2 separate regions of the Homo sapiens genome follow, and region 2 is linked to region 1. A link is a contact called in ENCODE Hi-C or POLR2A ChIA-PET data. All regions are on one chromosome and are shown on one strand. Each heading gives the region's core, a stretch centred on a gene start or an enhancer-like site at or near the end of the contact. The rest is flanking DNA. Distances are from core to core; before and after follow the strand shown. Region 1 has its middle 11 kb from the start of SP8. Region 2 holds the start of LINC01162 (long intergenic non-protein coding RNA 1162).

What was found. A loop is a pair of places that touch in the nucleus more often than their neighbours do. ChIA-PET counts read pairs that join two places held with the same protein, here RNA polymerase II (POLR2A). Pooled maps may share reads with other maps.
Region 2: a map with no recorded cell type shows a loop between it and region 1 (5-fold over the local background). The contact joins the promoter of LINC01162 here to the enhancer-like site in region 1. A Hi-C loop is called at or near these places in 4 of 168 maps with a recorded cell type or tissue (Caco-2, K562, MCF 10A and 1 more), 18 of 37 single-sample maps with no recorded cell type and 6 of 50 pooled maps. POLR2A ChIA-PET finds 5 or more read pairs at or near these places in 7 of 52 experiments (H1, K562, MCF 10A and 3 more).

Annotation. Positions count from the first base shown.
Region 1 is chr7:20,796,464-20,799,674 of GRCh38, forward strand. No RefSeq gene overlaps it. Among named protein-coding and RNA genes, the nearest start is that of SP8, 11 kb to the left of the region's middle. RefSeq lists enhancers at 1-72, 2,761-3,211 and silencers at 1,455-1,514, 1,565-1,794, 1,885-2,014. Within about 2 kb of position 1,700, at least 4 of the 41 ENCODE cell types and tissues checked have a DNase peak (open chromatin) inside an H3K27ac peak, as active enhancers do.
Region 2 is chr7:20,833,982-20,837,192 of GRCh38, forward strand. It overlaps LINC01162 (long intergenic non-protein coding RNA 1162), which reads left to right and starts at 1,450. Exons shown (of 6, transcript NR_126381.1): 1 at 1,450-1,523. RefSeq lists an enhancer at 884-1,384.

The DNA of each region.
Region 1 (3,211 bases), core at 450-2,949:
ATGCCCTTTACCTTCAAAAGGGCAGCTATTAACGACAGAAAGTTCTTGAGTTTTTCTGTAGATAGTGCTTCAGTAGTTTTCTAGTAGTATTCTAACCTAGGCATAACTTCCTCTCTTCTGAAACTGGGGAAACCCATTTGCAAAGTGAAACGATTTGACTAGTAATACCCAATGTCAGTTTATTTGAAACTATAGCTAAAAAGGGAAAAACTAATAAATCCACTTTGATTATTTTTCTGCTTAGTTTCAAGACGTCCTCTAAGCCTAGATAACGAAAGTGATTTCAAAAATTTTGACATACTTAACCAAATGAAACTAATAGGTGCGCAGCAAATTAGTACGAGCCATAGTCAAACCAAAAGAGGATCTTTTTTACTAGAAGAAACTTGCACTATTGATTTTATTGACTGACTCGATTTCAGTGTTTTAATCAACTTTAACAAATTTAACTGAAAACAGGGTAATTGATATATAGAATTTAAAACTTCAAAAATAAGCCGCAGATATTCATAAATATTTTTTATTAGGTGATTTGCTGTTGATTTACCATTTAAGTAAAAAAAACTATTCTTTTTTCTAACTTAAGCTACGGTGATCTGAATTTCCTTCCCTTTAGCTTCCTCAGTCAAGATTTGGGAACAGAAATTCCAAAATGCTTAGAAATGGGTGGGAAGATTGTAGGTTTAGAAGTCTGAGGAAGGAAATTACAAGCCGATGCTGATTGACTTTTGAAAGGCCTGGCACGTCCCAGTCTATATAATAACTCAGTTGGAGGAAGAACCTCGAGGACCGAGTGTCTCCAGATCACTTAATGCATCGGCATCCACCACGCTCGGCTCATGGGCAGGGCCCCCGAGGCTGCCACCAACCCACGGAGCCTTGAGGAGCTGCGCTTCCCCGCGATGGTCCAACGAACTTCGGAAGTGCTCCTGCTTCCGGTTTCACGTATACCTGGGATGCGTTGCCATACAGGTTTGTCCCGTTTTAATGCTTTGACCCATCTAAGATACGAGGACAGGAGACTGGAGAAGTAAACGAAAGGCAATGGCCGAGGGGTAAGGCGGGGAACACAGCAGGAAAAGGACAGGTTCCCCTTCACCTTCACCCCCAGTGTTGGCAACGTCCCAGGGATTCTCGGAGCTGAAGCTTCTTCAGAAAACAGTCAGCTTAATTAAGATCCTGCCCTTGGGGAATCTAGAATAAATGGCGAGTAGTGGGCAGCTTTCCCCACCAGTCGCAGGATCTAAAAGCAATGAGTGACGGTTGTCTGTGCAGCAGTCAGAGGGAAGAGCGACAGTTCCAGACGAGGGGCAGTCGGACTTCTCCGCAGCCTACCGCCAGCTTGGAGTGCAGATCTCCACCGACTGCGCCACAGACAGTCTCAGTCCCCAGCAGTCACAATATTTGCACTCCCCTTTCTTCCTGGCCTTTCAACCCCTCCCTTTCCTTCCTCCTCACCCCTCCCACCCCGCACCCGAGAGACAGCCTGCCGTCCCAGGTCCAGCCCGCGCCTCTGCGCACCTCCCGGCACCCGGCGCAGGTCGCCGGCCAGGGCACACACGCGTCCCCGCCTGCTCGCCGGCCCGCAAGGCCCGGGCTGCGGCGGCCGCGGGCGCGGGAGGCGGAGGCGCAGGCGCCGGGCTCCGTGGCAGCCCGGCCCAGCCCCGCCCCGCCCCACCCTCCGGCCCTCCCCTCCGCTTAGCCGTGCTCTCCCGCCGAGCTCCGCCGCCAGCTCCGTGCTCTGCCCGGCCCGTACGCCGCTCGCCACCGCGGCTCCCCGGGCGGGAAGGCTGCGCCGGCTCCCGCCAAGGGGGAGGCGCCACCCCGCCCCGGGGCGGTTGTCTTGCTGGGACTCCTGGGCCGGTCACAAAGCCCCTCTCCGCTGACCCGGAGGGACGGGAGTCGGGTGCGCGACGGCGGCTCCCCACCCCTGCACTCAGCCGCCCGCCCCGCTCCTCCTCCTTCCCTCCCTGTCCCTCCTCCTCTCCCACCCCCCGAGGGCTCGCACACCCCGCGGGCGGGAAGGTGCCGCCCTCGGGGCGGACAAAGGGGCAGGCCGGGCGGGAGGGGCTGTAGCCGGCACGCGCGGCCGCGGGAGGGCCCGCCTCGCCCCGGGCCGCCGACCTGACACCTGCTGGGCAGCCTGCGCGGCCTGGGGCGAAGGCCAGCGGGCGGCGGGGTGGGAAGCGCCAGCGCAGGGGCGTGTGTTCGGGAGGGGGTCGCGGACAGGTCAGGCGGCTTGGGACCCACCCCACCCGGGCAATAGTGACCTACTGCTTCGCTAGCGTCCCCTTTCAGGTCTTAACTGGACTTTAAAGATCTTTTAGAAAATTTATATTCTCGTTTTTATGTCAGCGACTATACATCAGAATCACGCAAAGGGCTAGTTAAAACGCAGATGGCTGGGCTCGTCCGCAGAGTTTCTGCTTCAGTAGGACTGCGGTGGGGCCCAGTCATTTGTATTCCTAAATTCTCAGGTGACGCTCATGCTGCTGAACCGGGTACCACACTAGGAGAATCACTGCTATGCCATTCATTCCCCACCACCCGCTAACTGTAGAAGTGGGGAGAGGATCTCCCGCAGGGATCCCAAAGACAGTGCTAGTGCTCTCATTGCCAAGGTAGTTTTATCTCTTTTGAAGGTAAGCTCTGCATTGAATACGTACTGGATCTTCTCGATAGAAGTTTGACCATATGCTAGAGTGGAACCCTCACGCTGCTGGTGCTGGAGAAAGCAAGGCTGTTTAGATAGATGCCAGGCAGAGAAAGCCACAGTCCAGTTTCCATTTCCCCTGAAGAGCCAGAACCAGGGCGATGGGTCTTTCCCAGCACAAATTCAAAAAAGAACCAAACAGTTTCATTTCGACACAATGACAACCTCCCACCTTCTCTTTATAAATTTTTGATATTTCGATCGAAATATTCTATCCTACGTTCAGCATGTTTCCATTGTTTTATATTTTACTGAAGGACCTAAAATATTTTAAAGCAGAGAAAAGAACTAAATGATAGGCAGAGAGGAGATTTAAATAAAATTTTTAAAAGCCACAAATTTACAATTGTTTTTTAAAAAGCATATCTATGTATTTAAAATAATATAATGAATTGAATCATTTAAAATGCACCCCTGTCCTTTCAAATCTGTTTTTTTTTTTTCAAAAAATTTTTGAAAATCTAATGAGAAATATATTTTGACATTCCAATCCAGTGA
Region 2 (3,211 bases), core at 200-2,699, 37 kb after region 1:
ATGAGAGAAGGGGGAAGAGGAGGGTACTGCCACAAGTACTTTGCTGTTAGCTATATGTCATTGCTAAGCTCTATCATTAATTGTTAAATTGACAAACGGACTAAAGTCAAGATCCCAATATTCCAATGGAAATATTTTATTTTCAATTGTTGTTTAATGTAAAAACATAAACTTGCCTTAAAAATGGGTTTTCCATATACTGTTTTCCTGTGGAAGTATTTCCAGGAAAGAATATCAAACCTATAGAACGTTTTCTCATTGTACAAATGTAAAAATACAAAATACTATTAATTTGCTCCTTAAGAATGCTCAAACTTGTGCAGAGACTTTACACATCTTCAGGGAACCTTGGTTACCCTTACAGAGACTTTCTAAAGATATATCATCATTCACTGATGACCAAAAACTGTAGTAACTCCAAACACACTCTTCACAAAAAGAACACAAGAAGGAACACTGATGGAGGCAGTGTGTCATTTCAGAAGGCTGTGGCTGCTGTGAACTTTGTCTAACCAGGGTGATGAGCTTTTCTCTTTGGTTACAGACAGAGAACTTGGCTTTCAAGTCAGGGCACTCACTAGGGTTTGGACAACAAGGGAGAAGGTGGACAACATCAAACATCTCATTAATTCAAGTAAACATGGAGACAACCTGATTTTATTCAATCTCAAAATTATATACTTCTTGAAAGGCTGACATAATATTTCCCAATAGCTCTGTGTCAAAAAATAGATTTAAAATACATGATAGTGTTCCAGACATTTGTATATGTTGCTGTCATTATGTTAACAGTTCCTTGACAATTTTTATAAAGACCTCAAAAATTTTTCTAAAAATTGTTCCCAAAGCTTGGAGTGCATGCTTTGCCTGTACTACCACCTTCAGGAAGACTTATGTAGTGCCTGGCACTAATGTACTTTCAAAAGGACACTAAATATTACCCTTGCAATCTCTTCTTTTTCTTCTAGAGACATGTAAATTCCTCTTTTTTATATACCCATGTTTTGACTCATTCAAGTTATAAACATATTTTTTGAATAAATAAATGAAATTCATGACTCAATAAGGACTTGCTATCTTCTAATTTTATAGATTAAAGACATTTTATGGCATAATAGTGTTGTGGGACTTTTTGCTTAGTTCAGCTAAAGACAGGGTTCCTTATCACATGGCCACGAAAAATTAGGCTCACAGACAATTTGAAGCGAGAGGAGGGCAGGGTTTATTGGGTGAAATGGAAGAAAAGGGGAAACAGAGACTCTTAGCAAAGCGAGAGAGTGTGCTTCCTGCCACTGGGCTTCCCGCCTCACAGATTGAATCCCAGGTTCCACCCAGGAAGAGGAGGGGCCAAGCTCCTCCCGCTGCAAACGCGCGAACTTCTGTGGCTCGATCCCAGTGCGCACTCCTCCCAGTGCACTGGCCGGTTGGAGTTTTGCCAGGGAGGCCTTCCCACCTGCCTGTCTCAATGGAAAGAATATGTGGATTTGGATTCAGGGACACCTTTATCACCTATGTGACTTTAGGTAAGTTACAAACACAGTGAGCCTCAGTTTTTGTACTAGTAAAACCTATTATGGCACAGGTTTGCAGGACGACGAATGAGGTCTTGACCGCTGAGGTGATTTATAATGTACTTGTATTAGGACTGGAGTTAGTGTGCTAACTCAGAGGCCACAGTTAGTGGTACTGACAGAGATTGCATTTAGGTCTTCCCAAGGGTGGTTCCGTTCTTTAACCTTAGATGTTTTATTTTATTTACTTATTTATTTATTTATTTATTAATTTTTGAGACGGAGTCTTGCTCCGTCACCCAGGCTGGAGCGCGATATCGGCTCACTGCAAGCTCCGCCTCCCGGGTTCACGCCATTCTCCTGCCTCAGCCTCCCCAGCAGCTGGGACTACAGGCGCCCGCCACCGCGCCCGGCTAATTTTTTGTATTTTTAGTAGAGACAGGGTTTCACCGTGTTAGCCAGGATGGTCTCGATCTCCTGACCTCGTGATCCGCCCGCCTCGGCCTCCCAAAATGCTGGGATTACAGGCGTGAGCCACCGCGCCCGGCCAATGTTTTCCATATTTAGTGTTGTCACTCATCTTTTAGCATGGGCAACTAAAGCAGGTCTGAGGACAGTGCGTATAGTTTTCTGCAACATGACACAAAGAGTACCAGGGCGAGATTATGTCTGTCACAGATGAAAATATTCCATTTGTGTGTCATAGTAATCTATTCATTGGTTTATGGACCCAAAATTCTCCAGGGGGACTCACAAATCCCCATAATGTTTCTATGTGCCAGATTTTTCATTTGGAGCTCTGCTTTAGTTGACAGATGTGTAAAAATCACATGTAGCCAAATGACTCTTCAGTCAGCACTAAGCTGATAATGCTGAAGACTGGTTATTCCTGCTAAGATTCACTGGACCCTCTGCCCAGACTGTGTTTTTCAAATCTCATATTAGAGCTTAATGTTATTTTATTTTAATGCCAATGCTGTGCTCCCCAATGCCATATCTTTAAACTATTGTGCCCCATTCTAATACAAACACTAACTTACATGGGGAGCTCTCTTTTGAGGAAGTCGAAGTAGATCAGTAACTAAATTCAGTTCCTTAAAGGTGTAAAACTCTGAGAGAGTCACACACAAGTCAGATTGGGAGAAAGTTTCTTAGAATAATAAATTTTAAAATCTTACATGGGGAGCTCTCTTTTGAGGAAGTCGAAGTAGATCAGTAACTAAATTCAGTTCCTTAAAGGTGTAAAACTCTGAGAGAGTCACACACAAGTCAGATTGGGAGAAAGTTTCTTAGAATAATAAATTTTAAAATCTTAAAGGTTAAGAATTAGTTGGATGTTAAATATTGAGTCTCAACTGTATCATGTCACTGGTATACGGAGGTAAGTTGACTTGCCCAAAATCTGCTGAGAGTAACTGGTAGAGCTAGAATTTGCATCCACATGTCTTCTGGTTACCCCAGTTTGAGTGCTCTTTTGGCACTCTTACTATCCTTTACATAAAAATATTGTGTATTGGTAGGACAGTTTTAGTAAGCACAGAAATTATATTAATGGCAGTGCTATATCAAGAAGTGGACAAATTCCTGTGTTTTGTTTTAGATTTTGTGATGATGATAGTGGCCCTTAAGTAGCGATAGCTATGTGATAGAAAAAAATTTAACAAATTTTGCTGCATCAATATTTTGCGCTTTGTGTTGTT